2 separate regions of the Homo sapiens genome follow, and region 2 is linked to region 1. Evidence: read pairs that join two places in POLR2A ChIA-PET (ENCODE). Cell type or tissue: PC-9. All regions are shown on one strand.

The links. ChIA-PET counts read pairs that join two places held together with the same protein. Peaks named below come from ENCODE experiments on the same cell type or tissue, not always from the same donor. Only the 100,000 strongest peaks of a DNase experiment are listed, where the experiment ranks them.
Region 2: POLR2A ChIA-PET joins it to region 1 with 5 read pairs; 4 of 35 experiments call an interaction of 5 or more read pairs at or near these places.

Annotation. Positions count from the first base shown.
Region 1 is chr6:134,695,342-134,703,341 of GRCh38, forward strand. All of the region lies in intron 4 of LOC101928277 (a long non-coding RNA gene), which reads right to left. Among named protein-coding and RNA genes, the nearest start is that of LINC03002, 160 kb to the left of the region's middle. In PC-9, no CTCF peak of the experiment used is centred here; no DNase peak of the experiment used is centred here.
Region 2 is chr6:134,770,337-134,778,336 of GRCh38, forward strand. All of the region lies in intron 3 of LOC101928277 (a long non-coding RNA gene), which reads right to left. Among named protein-coding and RNA genes, the nearest start is that of ALDH8A1, 180 kb to the right of the region's middle. In PC-9, no CTCF peak of the experiment used is centred here; a DNase peak (open chromatin) is centred at 4,095.

The DNA.
Region 1 (8,000 bases):
CATATGAATATCCAGTTTTCCCAGCACCATGTATTGAAGAGACTGTTCTTTTCCTAATGTGTGTTCTCTTTGTCAAAAATGTGTTCATAGATGTGAATTTGTTTCTGGGTTCTCTATTGTGTTCCATTAGTCCATGTGTCTGTTTTTATGTCAATATCATACTGTTTCGCTTACTATAGCTCTGTCACATAATTTGAAGTCAGGTAATGTGATTCCTTCCCTTTTTTTTTTTTTTCCTCATGATAACTTTGGCTATTTTGAGTCTTTTGTGGTTCCATATAAATTTTTGGATTGTTTTTCTATTTCTGTGAAGAATGTCATTGGTATTTTGATAGGGATTGCATTGAATCTGTAGATTGCTTTAGGTAGTATGAACATTTTACGAATATTGATTCTTCTAATCCATGAACGTGGAAGTTTTCCATTTTTTGTGTGTCCTTTTCAATTTCTTTCATCAGTGTTTTACAGTTTACATTGTTGAAATCTTTCACTTCTATAGTTAATTCCTAAGTATTTTATTTTATTTATAGCTATTGTAAATGTAATTCTTTCTTGATTTCTTTTTCAGATTCTGCACTGTTGGCATATAAAAATGCTACTTTTTTTTTTTTTTTGAGATGGAGTCTCGCCCCGTCACCCAGGCTGGAGTGCAATGGTGCAATCTTGGCTCACTGCAACCTCCACCTCCCAGGTTCAAGCAATTCTCCTGCCTCAGCCTCCTGAGTAGCTACAATTATAGGCATGCGCCACCACGCCCAGCTAATTTTTTGTATCTTTAGTACAGATGGGGTTTCACCATGTTGGCCAGGCTGGTCTCAAACTCCTGACCTCATGATCTGCCCACCTCGGCCTCCCAAACTGCTGGGATTACAGGCATGAGACACCATGCCTGGCCAGATATACTACTAATTTTTTTATGTTGACTTTATATCCTGCCATTTTACTGAATTTTTAAATCAGTTCTAATAGTTTTTTGGTGGAGTCTTTACATTTTTCTAAATATAAGATCATATTATCTGCAAACAAGGATAATTTGACATCTTCCTTTCCAATCTGGATGTCTTTTATTTCTTTCTATTGTCTGATTGCTCTAGATAGGACTTCCAGTACTATGGTGAATAACAGTGGTGAAAGTAGGCATCTTTGTCATGTTCCAAATGTTAGAGGAAAGGCCTTCAGTTTTGCCCCCATTTGGTATGATACTAGCCATGGGTCTGTTGTATATGGCTTTTATTGTGTTGAGGTAAGTTCCTTCTATACCTAGTTTTTTGAGGTTTTTATTTTAAAAGGATGTTAGATTTTATCAAACGCTTTCTCAGCATCAATTGGAATGAGCATATGGTTTTTGTCCCTCATGCTATTTATATGATGTATCACGTTGGTTGATTTGCACATGTTGAACCATCCTTGGGATAAATCCCACTTGGTCTTGATGAATGATCTTTTAAATGTGTTGTTGAATTGGGTTTGCTAATATTTTGTTGAGGAATTTTTGCATCAATGTTTATCAGGAATGTTGGCCTGTAGTTTTCTTTCCTTTTCTTTTCTTTTTTTTTTCTTTTTTTTTTTTAATGTGTCTGTCTGGTTTTTTTAATCAGGTACTACTGGCCTCATAGAACGAATTTGGAAGTATTCCCTCCTCCTCTATTTTTTGGATTAGTTTGAGTAGGATTGGTATTAGTTCTTCTGTAAATGTTTGGTATAATTCACCTGTGAAGCCATCCACCCCAGGCTTTTCTCTGCTGGGAGACATTTTATTACAGCTTCAGTCTTGTTACTTATTATTGGTCTGTTCAGGTTTTGGATTTCTTCATGGCTCAATCTTGATAGGTTGTATGTGTCCATGAATTTATCCATTTCTTCTAGGTTTTCAAATTTATTCACACATAGTTGCTTATAGTAGCTTCTACTGATCCTTTGAGTTTCTGCAGTATCAGTTGTAATGTCTCCCTTTTTTTTTTTTTGAGATGGAGTCTCACTCTGTCGTCCAGGCTGTAGTGCAGTGGTGCGATCTTTGCTCACTGGAACCTCCACCTCCCAGGTTCAAGCAATTCTCGTGCTTCAGCCTCCCAAATAGCTGGGATTACAGGTGCACGCCACTACGTCCAGCTAATTTTTGTATTTTCAGTAGAGACGGGGTTTCACCATGTTGGCCAGGCTGGTCTCAAATTGTCTCCCTTTTTTATCTCTGATTTTATTTGGGTCTTCTCTCTTCTTTCTTAGTCTGGTTAAAGGTTTGTCAATTTTGTGACCGGGCACAGTGGCTCATGCCAGCTCTACGGGAGGCCAAGGTAGGCGGATCATGAGGTCAGGAGATTGAGACCATCCTGGCTAACACGGTGAAACCCCGTCTCTACGAAAAATACCAAAAAAACTAGCCAGACGTGGTGGCGGGCACCTTAGTCCCAGCTACTCGGGAAGCTGAGGCAGGAGAATGGCATGAACCTGGGACGTGGAGTTTGCAGTGAGCCGAGATCAAGCCACTGCACTCCAGCCCGGGCAACAGAGCAAGGCTCCGTCTCAAAAAATAAAAAAAAAAAAAGGTTTGCCAATTTTGTTCATCTTTTCAAAAAACCAATTTTTCATTTTACTGATCTTTTGTATTGTTTTCTTCATTTCAGTTTCATTTATTTCTGCTCTGTTATTTATTATTTCTTTTCTTCTACTAATTTTGGATTTGGTTTGCTCTTGCTTTCTTAGTCTTTAGAATGAATCATTAGGTTGTTTATTTGAAGGGTTTCTATTTTTTTTCCATCAGAAGAGATTTTTTTTGATGTAGGTGCTTATAGCTATAAACTTTTCTCTTAGCACTGATTTTGATGTATCCTATAGGTTTTGGAATGTTGTGTTTCCATTAGCATTGGTTTCAAAAAATTTTTTTAATTACTTTCTTAATTTCTTCATTAACCCACTGCTCATTCAGGAGCATATTGCTTAATTTCCATGTGTTTGTATAGTTTCCAAAATTCCTCGTTACTAATTTCTAGTTTTATTCCATTGTGGTCAGAGAAGATATTTGACATAATCTCATTTAAAGAAATATTTTGAAGACTTGTTTTGAAACCTAACATATGGCCTGTTCTTGAGAACAATCCATGTGCTGAGGAGTAGAATGTGTATTCTCCAGCTCTTGCATGAAATGTTCTCTAAATATCCATTAGGCCCATTTGGTCTACAGTGCAGATTAAGTTCATTATTTCTTTGTTGATTTTCTGTCTTGATGATCTGTCCAAGCTGAAAGTGGGATGTTGAAGTCTTCAGCTATTATTGTATTGGGAGTCTACTTTTCTCTTTAGTTCTAATAATATTTTAAATATCTGGAAGCCCTGATGTTAGGGGCGTATATATTTACAAATGTTATATCTTCTTACTGAATTAAACCCTTTATCATTATATAATGACCTTGTCTCTTTTTATAGTTTTTATATTGAAATCTATTGTGTCTAAGTATAGCTACTCCTGCTCTTTTTGGGTTTCCATTTGCATGGAATTTTTTTTTTTTTTTTTTTGCATCTCTTGATTTTCATTCTATGCATGTCCTTGTAGGTGAAGTGTGAAGCAACAGGTTATTGGGTGTTGTATTTTTTTTTCTTTTTTTTTTTTTTTGGAGATGGAGTCTCGCTCTGTCACACAGGCTAGAGTGCAGTGGTGTGATCTCAGCTCACTACAAGCTCCGCCTCCCAGGTTCACGCCATTCTCCTGCCTCAGCCTCCCCACGAATAGCTGGGACTCCAGCTACTACATCAGGGCATCCAGATATAATCCCAGCACTTTGGGAGGCCGAGGCGGGCAGATCATAAGGTCAGGAGATCGAGACCATCCTGGCTAACATGGTGAAACCCCGTCTCTACTAAAAAAATACAAAATATTAGCCGGGCATGGTGGTGGGCACCTGCAGTCCCAGCTACTTGGGAGGTTGAGGCAGGAGAATGGCGTGAACCTGGGAGGCAGTGTTTGCAGTGAGCCGAGATAGCACCACTGCACTCCAGCCTAGGCAACAGAGCGAGACTCTGTCTCAAAAAAAAAAAAAAAGTTGTAGTTATTATTTTTATTAGTTCATCTTTTAGTCTTTCCACTCAAGATATGAGTAGTTTACATATCACAAATATAGTGTTATAATATTCCGTGTTTTTCTGTGTACTTACTATTACCAGTTTTGCACGTTCAGATTGTTTCTTATTGCTCATTAACATTCTTTTCTTTCAGACTGAAGAACTCTTCTTAGCATTTTTTGTAGGACAGGTCTTGTGTTGATGAAATACCTCAGCTTTCATTTGTCTGGGAAAGTCTTTATTTCTCCTTCACGTTTGAAGGATATTTTTACTGGATAAACTATTCTAATATAAAAGAATTTTTTCACTGGCGCTTTAAATGTATCATGCCACTATCTCCTGGCCTGTAAGGTTTCCACTGAAAAGTCTGCTGCCAGATGTATTGGAGCTCCATTGAATGTTACTTGTTTTTTACTCTTGCTACTCTTAGGATTCTTTCTTTATCCTTAACCCTTGGGAGTTTGATTATTAAATGTCTTGAGGCTGTCTTATTTGGATTAAATCTGCTTGGTGTTCTGTAACCATCTTGTACTTGAATATTGATATCTTTCTCTAGGTTTGGGAAGTTTTCTGATATTATCCCTTTGAATAAACTTTCTACCCCTATCTCTCTCTCTCTACCTCCTCTTTAAGGCCAATAACTCTTAGATTTGCCATTTTTAGAATATTTTCTACATCTTGTAGCTGTGCTTCATTTTTTATTTATTTATTTTTTGTCTCCTATGACTATTTATTTTCAAATAGCCTGTCTTCAAGCTCACTCTTTCTTCTGCTTGATCAATTCTGCTGTTAAGGGACACTGATGCATTCTTCAGGATGTCAATTGCACTTCTCAACTCCAGAACTGCTGCTTGACTCTTTTTAATTATTTCAATTTATTTGTTAAATTTATCCGATAGGAATCTGAATTCCTTCTCTGTGTTACCTTGAATTTTTTTGAGTTTCCTCAAAACAGTTATTTTAAATTCTCTGTTTTTCCAGGGTCAGTCCTCAGTGACTTATTTTGTTCATTTGGTGAGGTCATGTTTTCCTAGATGGTTTTGATGCTTGTGAATGTTTGTCAGTCTCTGGTCATTAAAGAGTTGGGTATTTATGGTAGTCTTTTTGTTCTTTTGTTTTTTGTTTTTTTTTTTTTGAGATGGAGTTTGGCTCTTGTTGCCCAGGCTGGAGTACAACGGTGTGATCTCAGCTCACTGCAACCTCTGCCTCCTGGGTTCAAGCGATTCTCCTGCCTCAGCCTCCCAAGTAGCTAGGGTACAGGTGCTTGCCACCATACCCGGCTAATTTTTGTATTTTTAGTAAAGACAAAGTTTCACCATGTTGACCAGGCTGGTCTCAAACTCTTGACCTCAGGTGATCCACTGGCCTCGGCCTCCCAAAGTGCTGGGATTACAAGCATGAGCCACTGTGCCCAGCCAATTTATGGTAGTCTTTGCAGTCTAGGCTTTTTTGTACCCATCCTTTTTGGGAAGGCTTTCCAGGTATGCAAGAGAGTTGGGTCTTATAATCTAAATGTTGGGTCACTGCAGTCATATCTGCATTAGATGAAACCTCAAGCCCGATAACTCTATGGTTCTTGCAGACTCATAGAGGTACCGTCTTGTAAGTCATGTATAAGATTTGGAAGAATTCTCTGATTACCAGGCAGAGATTCTTGTTCTCTTCCCTTACTTTCTCACAGAGTCTTTCTCTCTTGCGTGTATGTGCAGACTTGGCGGTGGAGTGACACAAGCACCCCTGCAGCCACCACCACTAGGACTGCCCTGAGTCAGACTTCAAGCCAGCATGGCACTGGATCTCTCTCAATAGGCCCACAATAACCACCACCTGGCTACTACCTATGTTCACTCAAGGCCCTAGGTAGCAAAACCCATCACTCAGCAGGTAGCAAAACCCATCAGGCTTGTGTCCTTCCCCAGGGCAATGAGTTCCCCCAGCCCCAGGCAGGACCAAAGATGCCATCCAGGAGCCAGGGCCTAGAGTCAGAAACCTTAGGAATCTACCTGATAGCTCTATTCTACTACAGCTGTGCTGGTTCCCTCCCCTTTCTACACAGGAGTCTCCCCTTATGGTCATCACCACTTCAGGCCCCTAATGAGTATTGCTTGGCTGCCACTGATGTACACTCAAGGCTCAAGGGCTCTTCAGTCAGCTTGTGGTGAATACTGCCAGATCTGAGACTCATCCTTCAGGGAAGTGGGCTCCCTCTGGCCCAGGGCAGGTCCAGAAATGCCATCCAAGAGCCAAGGCCTGGAATTGGGAACCCCCAGAGCCCACTTGGTGCTCTACCCGACTCTGGTTGAGCTGGTACCTAAGTTGCAAGACAAAGTCCCCTTTACTCTTTCTCTCCTTTTCTCAAGCAGGAGCCTCTCCTTGTAGCCCACCACAACTCGATGTGCTGGGTCACACCTGAATCCAGCACATCTCAGAGTCTCATCCGAGGCATACTACCTGGGTATTGCTGCTGGTTATTCAGGGCCTAAGGGCTTTTTAGTCAGCACATGATGAATCCTGCCAGTACTGGGTCCTTTACTTCAAGGAAATGGGTTCTCTTCTGGCCCAGAGTGTGTCTAGAAATGTCATCCAAGAGCTAGGGCCTCGAATGGGGGCCTTAGGACTCTGCCTGGTGCCCTGTCCTACTATGGCTGAGCTGGCATCCAAGTTGCAAGACAAAGTTCCTTCTTTTCTCGAGTGGAAGGAAAGTCTCTCTCCTAGCTGCAAGCTGTGCTGCCTGGGGTTAGGGGAGGCTTGGTGCAAGCACTTCCTTGGCCACCCTGGCTGGTGTCTCACTAGGTCACATGCCCCCAGTAAGTCCACTTGCTTTGAGCCCAGCACAGCACCAGGACTTGCCCAGAAATTGCAGCCCTTGTGGCCTAGACTGCTTTTAAAGTTTATTTAGAACCCCAGAGCACTTTAGCCTGTGGTGGCGATGCTTGCCAGAACTCAGGTTCCAACTGCTGGGATGGGCAATTCCCCTCTGGCTAGTGTTAGTCTAAATGTTTTTTCCATGGGCACTGAGTTTTGCCTGGTGTTCCTTTCCACCGTGACAGTGCAGCACCAAGTTCCAAGGCAAAGTCCCACAGTCACTGCACTCTCTCTCCCGCAAGAGCTCAGATTCTCTCCACCACACAGCCCAGCTGCTGCTGGGGAATGGGAGTGGGGGATTGGTGTTGGCAATTCCAGACTGTCTTTCCTACCCTCTTTAATGCCTCTTTCAATGATATGAAGTTAAAACCAGGTACTGTGACAGCTCACCTGATTTTTTATTCTTATGAAGGTGCTTTTTTATGTGGATAGTTGTTCAATTTGGTGTTCCTGCAGGGAGGGTGGTCAGTGGAGGCTTCTATTTAACCATCTTGCTTAGCCTCAAAAATCTGGACTGTTTTCTTGCAAAGCCACCCTGCATCCATGTTAACCTTAGACAAGTCTGAGCTTTTGATATATATGAAATGTTGACTATTTAACAAGCAGCACCCTTGCCCAGTGGAAATGGGTGCTGGGGCTGACTACCCAGCTTGTAGAGAATCAGCTAGTGACTTTTCTCCCTTTGTCTCCTTCCTGTAGTTAACATTTTTTATATTTCTTTCCTTACTAGTATTTACATTGTAAAGTCTATAGCATTGTCTAAAAATAAGTTTGGAGGCTATCAATCGAATTTCCCACTGGATAGAGATAATTAAGTGTTGCCTAGTTATCTTGCTACCTCCGTAAAATTAGAAATGGCTCTTAAAGGCTTTGGAAGACTGAATTAATCTTGTTAATCATTATACTTTTTGTGTATTTGACATATTTCATTCTAAAAGACTAATGGCAGATATAACATCTCTTAGAAAACATTGCTGATCTCTACAACAAAATCACACACTGAACACAGGATAATACACCAGGAGTTCTGGATTCCAAACTGTATGTCCCCATGGAATTTTCCAAGGAGAGGGCAATGGAGCA
Region 2 (8,000 bases), 75 kb after region 1:
CCCGGCCAGGTGCAGTGGCTCACGCCCGTAATCCCAGCACTTTGGGAGGCCGAGGTGGGTGGATCACCTGAGGTCAGGAGTTCAAGACCAGCCTGACCAACATGGCGAAACCCTGTCTCTACTAAAAATTACAAAAATTAGCCAGGCATGGCGGCGGGCACCTGTAATCCCAGCTACTCGGGAGGCTGAGACAGGAGAATCACTAGAACCCAGGAGATGGAGGATGCAGTGAGCTGAGATCATGCCATTGTACTCCAGCCTGGGTGACAGAGCAAGACTCCGCCTCAAAAAAAAAAAAAAAAAAAAAAAGAAAAGAAAAATTGACAGCCCCTCCATGATGGAATGGCTCACCATGGTTGGCTTTCCATCAGGGAACTTTTCACCAAGAGGCTAGCTAGTCTTTCCAGGGTGTAGCATCAAATTGGCAGGAACAGAGGGACACTCAGGGTTGTTTGCTACTGCTGTCACCACCAAGTTTGGACATGCAGAATACCTGGCTGTGTCAAAGAAGCACACACCCACACCACCAAGCTTTTCCTCACTTTTAGTGACAGAGAACTAACTGAGGTGGCAACTTATATTCCGTTTTATTCATTTTGGAAGGCAAATCCCAGGATATCTCCTAGATAACAGGGATGCTAGAGGCATTAGGTTCTGGTATGTTTTCTAGAGTTTACCTCCTACCCTGTCATATATATCCTTTACCAAGATATATAGAGTACCAGCCACGTCCTGCTTTTCAGTCCTATCATGAAGAAGTCATCAATACAGCACAGCAGCATGGTACTATGAGACCAGCAACATCCCCAAAAACTAAAATGTGGCACAGAATCTGCAAACTAATGTATCCTAGAGACAGGATAGTAAAGGGATCTTTCTCACCAGGTCAGATGAAGCAAATGAGTCCTATTGGTTAGAATAAAGAAAAAAAAATAACTGTATCAATAACTGCATAACAGATATGTTTTAGAGCATTGTTTTTCTGTAGAAGACCAATTCTGGAAGAGCAGTAGTATTTAGGGTCACCACATTACTATATTTATGAACATCCATTGTTATTCTCCAAGATCCATTCATATTCTGCAAGTTCTGAATTGGGAAATTAAAAGGGAAAGTAATAGGAAACAACATCCCAGTATTTTGTATTTGCTTGGCATAGTATCTGCAGTTCCTTGAGGGCCATATTATTGCTTCCAATTTGCAAGTTGCATTGGGTGGAGAGATCCATGGTATCCTCTTGACTCTCCCTTTCATAATAGACCATAATCCACTGGATCAGACCCAATGTTAGCATTCTGCCAGTCACTATAGATATGTATTCTATCCAAACCAGAGGCAGGGTAACAGAAGTGTGGCTAAGGCTCTAAGAAACTATAATGCAAGAGAAACTCAGTATGGGGCAAGTCAGCGGAATTACAGGGTGAGAGAAATTTTAAGAAGAGAATCATAAGGCTTTAAACATTTCAAGAGAATAGACCAATAGTTTAACCAGTTGCAGATTTCAACAGGTCAGCCAGCAAGAGACATCTCAAATAAGCCCAGTGAAGACCTAGAGGTCAGCATAAGGACTAACAGGTGAAACTACCATACGTCATGGCCATGAAGAAAAAAGAGTTCCTATATCCAGACACTATTTTGGAGAAAAGGATGAACAGCCCAGAGAGGAAGTTTAAAGTATGAATTTAGCTGAATATTTTTCTAAAATAGAATATGATCATCTGAAAAAGCCTTTAATTGGCAAGTTTAAGTGTCCTCTTCCCTTTCTACCATTAAGAGAAAGATTTGAGAGCAAAATTCAATCAGTTCCAGAAAATAAAGAATGTTTGCTCTTTTTTTTACACATTAGTATAATGTGTAACATTGACTGCACTACCCATTATGTATCAATCAGTGCTAAATTATAGCTCCAATTGTATCATTCTCCTTTCCTGCTAAACAGTCCTAACAGATCATTCCAGAGTTATCTCCACAATTTACTTCATTCCCTCTACATTCAACCAAAACTGGCCAATGGTCTCTTCCCTTACACACAACTTAAGCTTTTCTGTCTTCGTGTAAACCAGAAACAAGAAGCCCTCAACAAGGCGGCTTAAGGAAAGGAAAGAGAACTAGAACCTGGTGGGTCAAGAGCTAAGGGATAAACAAAGCTGCCATATTAGCTCCATTGTAAGGAAGTACGCATGGACGTGTCCCTGAAAGTTTGGCCACTCATGCAGGATATGCCAGCACCACTACTCACAGGCCCTGGGCCTGGCAGTTGGGCTGCAGTGGGTGAGCCCCTCGGCAGAAATACATTCAGAAATCAAGTGGGAGGTGATATGGTTTGGATGTCCCCTCCAAATGTAGAGGGGAGCCCCCAGTGTTGGAGGTGGTCCTGGTAGGAGATGTTTGGGTTATGTGGACAGATCCCTTGGGGCTTGGTGCTGTCTCACTGTTGTGAGCGAGTTTTCACAAGATCTGGTCATTTAAACATGTGGCACCTATCCCCCATCTTGCTTCTGCTTTTGCTATGTGAAATACTGCTCTTACTTCACTTTCTGCCATGAGTAAAAGCTTCCTGAGACCTCCCCAGAAGCAGATGCTGGCACCATGCTTCCTGTATAGCCTGCAGAAACATGAGCCAATTAAATGTATTTTCTTATAAATTACTCAGTCTCCAGTATTTTTCTTTTTTTTTTTTTTTTTTTTTTTTGAGACAGGGTCTTACTTTGTCTCCCAGACTGGGGTGCAGTGGTGCAAACGCAGCTTACTGCAGCCTTGACCTCCTCCACTCAAGCATTCCTCATGTCTCAATCTCCATAAGTAGCTGGAACTACAGGCATGCACCATCATGCCCAGCTAATTTTTGCATTTTTTGTAGAGACAAGGTTTCACCATGCTGCCCAGGCTGGTCTCTAACTCCTGAGCTCAAGGAATCTGCCTGCCTTGGCCTCCCAAAGTGCTGGTATGTTATTGTATTTCTTTTTTTGAGACGGAGTCTCGCTCTGCTGCCCCGGCTGGAGTGCAATGGCGCTATCTTGGCTCACTGCAACATCCATCTCCTGGGTTCAAGCGATTCTCGTGCCTCAGCCTCCCGAGTAGCTGGGATTACAGGCCTGCGCCACCATGCCCGACTAATTTTTGTATTTTTAGTAGAGATGGGGTTTCCCCATGTTGGCCACGCTGGTCTCAAACTCCTGACCTCAGGTGATCTGCTCACCTCGGCCTCCCAAAGTGCTGGGATTACAGGCGTGAGCCACTGCGCCCAACTAGTATTGATTTACAGCAATGCAAGAACAGCCTAACACAAAAGGAAACACGGGAGTCCCAGGGACCCATCCCATTTATCACAGAGCCAAGACAGTATCTGAGTATTTGGGGAGCACAGTCATACCTTCAGAAAAGAGGCTAGCCCCTATCCAGGGCTCAGGAGTTCTATGTGGAGCTTAGATCCAGGAGTAACTATGCACTGTAAAGAAATTGGTCCCGGCCTACTAAGTAATCGACTTCAGGTGACAAGAATTTTTCAGACCACACCTGTTGATGAGGCCAGGGCTACCAAGGCCAAGCAGAGCTGGGAAAATAAAAAATTGATACCATTATTTGATGCATAGCTCACTTGTGCTTGGTAAATTCTCCCTTACTTGCATGTTACTCTTTCATGTCCTCTCTCTTTACCCCACATTGTTTTCTTTAAGAGCACCCCACCCCTGCCCCCCCGCACTCTGGAATAGATAGGGTCCTCGATGCTTGTTTTTCAGCCTTGGTGATCTTTGCATCCTCAGAAGGATCTAACAATCTAACTTGCTCAGAGTAGTACTTAGTTATTTATTGACTGCATTTTTATGGTATTAAGTCAAAGTAACAAGGACTTACTTTCTAGAACCATATGCAATCGCTCTGATATAAAGTACTATTGTAAAGGTTACCCAATTTGACATGAATATAACAGCTTGAACCAGCTTGCAAAGTGTTTTATACATGGAGTGGTGTTGCAATTGCTAAAGCAGCTGCATTCTTTCTAGAGAATAGCAAAGATTCTCTGAAGCATTCAAAAACATATAGTCATTGTATATGTTAGTGCTGCCCTTGAAATTACAAAGGATCTTTTGATAAGAGTTCTAAGCTACAAGTGCTTCCATGGATGCTTGAGGATAATGAGTACAGATTCACACTCCTGCACTTACAGTTGATTCATCTCTTTTGTGACTCTTCTTGGTGAACAAAGAAAAATAAAAGTAGGTATGAACTGAACATATGCTGAGTCATGTGGGGAACATTTTTGCTTTGTTTTCAAAGAAATGTTTTAGCATCCTGAGTTCCAATACAGGGAATTGTGGGAGTCAAATGGATGCAGAAAGTATACATGGATGTATTCAGCACAAATGTGAGTCAAAGAATCTAACAAAACTTATATTAGACTTTTGTTTTCAGTCAAAGAGAATCAAATTATAACTTTGTAAATTTCTAGGGCTTTTCAAAATAAACAGCCTTTCAGAAAAAAGTGTTGAATAAACGTCAAGGCCAAATCTTGTTTCAACAAGAAACATTTTAATAGCAAGCAAGTAAAGCAGAGTGCCAATTTCTAAGTTTCTGCTGATCGTTATTTATCTAAACTGCTCACAACAGCATCAAGACTGTAGGATCTGGGCTTTGACCCGCCTGCCAATCTCACCTCAATCCTTTTCCTTCTGCCATACCAACAACCTTTCAATTTCTTGACTTTGCTGTGCTTTTTTATACCTTGGGTCTTTGCACATAATGTTCTCTTTGCTCTAGAAAATTCTCCACTTCCCCACCCTACACACTCCTTACACAACTAGCTCCTTCTAATCGTTTAGGTCTAAATCTAAATGTGATTTTCTAAGAGAGATCTTCCTAAAATTTGGATTCAGAGCAATCCCAACACCAGCAGGCTTTTTATGGAAGTTGACAAGCTAACAGTAAAATGTATATGGGATGCAAAAGACAAAAACAAACAAATAAAAAAATGTATATGAAGTTGCAAAGGACCAAGAAAAACTAAGAATCTTGAAGAAGATGTACAAAGCTCTAATAATAAAAATAAGAGAGTGATCTATTAAAATACAATGAAATAAGAACTTCATTTCTTTCACTGATACCATTAAAATTGTGGTAAAGTAAACCATAAATATGTACGGGTATGTGTGTGTATAGTCTTGTGTCCAGAATTTATAGCGTTTCTGCAAATCTGTAAGAAAAAGAAAGAGGCTGGGCGTGGTGGCTCAATCCTGTAATCCCAGCACTTTGGAAGGCTGAGGCAGGCAGATCACAAGGTCAGGAGATTGGGAGACCATCCTGGCTAATACGGTGAAACCCCATCTCTACTAAAAATACAAAACAATTAGCCGTGCATGGTGGCAGATGCCTGTAGTCCCAGCTACTCGAGAGGCTGAGGCAGGAGAATGGCATGAACCCAGGAGGCAGAGCTTGCAGTGAGCCAAGATCGTGCCACTGCACTCTAGCCTGGGCGACAGAGTGAGACTCCATCTAAAAAAAAAAGAAAAAAGAAAAAGAAAGAGAGCCCTATAGAGAAATGAGCACAAGACTTGAACATGCACTCCACAGAATAAAATAAACAAATGGCCTCTTAACACATGAAAAGATGCTCAACCACATTAATCATCAGGGAAATGCGAATTAGAAACACAGTAAATAGAGCTGGTAACTGGCAAGATGGCTGAACGGGAACAGCTCAAGCCTGCAACTCCCAGTGAGACTGATGCAGAAGGCAGGTGATTCCTGCATTTCCAACTGAGCCTCTGCTGGTGATACCCAGGTAAACAGGGTCTGGAGTGGACCTCCAGCAAACTCCAGCAGATCTTCAGCAGAGGGGCCTCACTGTTAGAAGGAAAACTAACAAACAGAAAGGAATAGTGTCAACCTCACCAACATCAAAGACCAAAGGTAGATAAATCCATGAAGACAGAGAGAAGAAACCAGCGCAAAAAGGCTAAAAATTCCAAAAACCAGAAAGCCTCTTCTCCTCTAAAGGATAACAACTCCTCACCAGCAAGGGAACAAAACTGGATGGAGAATGAGTTTGATGAATTGACAGAAGTAGGCTTCAGAAGATGGGTAATAACAAATTCCTCCAAGCTAAAGAAGCATGTTCTAACCCAATGCAAGGAAGCTAAGGACCTGGAAAAAAGGTTAGGCAAATTGCTAACTAGAATAAATAACTATGTTTAGAGAAGAACATAAACGACCTGATGGAGCTGAAAAATGCAGCACAAGAACTTCATGAAGCATACACAAGTATCAATAGCTGAATCAATCAAGTGCAAGAAAGGATATCAGAGACTGAAGATCAACTCAATGAAATAAAGTGAGAAGACAAGATTACAGAAAAAAGAGTGAAAAGAAACAAACAAAGCCTCCAAGAAATATAGGACTATGTGAAAAGACCAAATCTACATCTGATTGGTATATCTGAAAGTGACAGGGAGAATGGAACCAAGTTGGAAAACACTCTTCAGGATATTATCCAGGAGAACTTCCCCAATCTAGCAAGGCAGGCCAACATTCAAATTCAGGAAATACAGAGAACACCACAAAGATATCCTCGAGAAGAGCAACCCCAAAACACATAATCATCAGATTCACCAAGGTTGAAATGAAGGAAAAAATGTTAAGGGCAGCCAGAGAGAAAGGTCGGGTTACCCACAAAGGGAAGCCCATCAGACTAACAGTGGGTCTCTCTGCAGAAACCCTACAAGCCAGAAGAGAGTGGGGGCCAATATTCAACATTCTTAAAGAATTTTCAACCCAGAATTTCATATCCAGCCAAACTAAGCTTCATAAGCAAAGGAGAAATAAAATCTTTTACTGATTTTGTCACCATCAGGCCTGTCTTACGAGAGCTCCTGAAGGAAGCACTAAATATGGAAAAGAACAACTGGTCCCAGCCACTGCAAAAAACATACCAAATTGTAAAGACCATTGACGTTATGAAGAAACTGCATCAACTAATGGGCAAAATAACCAGCTAGCATCAAAATGACAGGATCAAATTCATACATAACAATATTAGCCTTAAATGTAAATGGGCTAAATGCCCCAATTAAAAGACACAGACTAGCAAATTGGATAAAGAGTCAAGACCCATCAGTGTGCTGTATTCAGGAGACCCATCTCACATGCAAAGAAATGCACAGGCTCAAAATAAAGGGATGGAGGAAGATTTACCAAGCAAATGAAAAGCAAAAAAAAAATAGGGGTTGCAATCCTAGTCTCTGATAAAACAGACTTTAAACCAACAAAGATCAAAAGAGACGAAGAAGGGTATTACATAATGGTAAAGGGATCAATGCAATAAGAAGAGCTAACTATCCTAAATATAAAAACACAATAAATAACACATGCATTCCTTCTAAAATAACTAAAATTTAAAACTCTGACAATAGCAAGCATTAGTAAATATGGGAAAACAAATGAAATTCTCATTAATTGGCTGGGTGCAGTGGTTCATGCCTGTAATCCCAGCACTTTGGGAGGCCGAGGTGGGCAGATCACAAGGTCAGGAGATTGAGACCATCCTGGCTAACAGTGAAACCCCGTCTCTACTAAAAATGCAAAAAAGAAATTAGCTGGGCGTGGTGGTGGGCACCTGTAGCCCCAGCTACTCAGGAGGCTGAGGCAGGAGACTGGTGTGAACCCGGGAGGCGGAGCTTGCAGTGAGCCAAGATCACAGCACTGCACTCCAGCCTGAGCGACAGAGTGAGACTCTCTCTCAAAAAAAAAAAAAAAAAAAAAATTCTAATTGCTGGTAAGAGTATAAATTAGCATCACTTTGGGAAAATAATTTGGTCCACGTACTAAAGCTGATCTATACATGTGCTATGATCTAGTAATTTATCTCCTTGGTATATAAACGAGAAATGTATACATGTGCTTGCCAAGCAACAAAATAGAAACTAAGTTTCTATTTTGAGTTCCATTCTTCCTATTGAGTTCAAGCATTGAGTTCCATCCTTCATATTCAAGCATTCCATACTCCC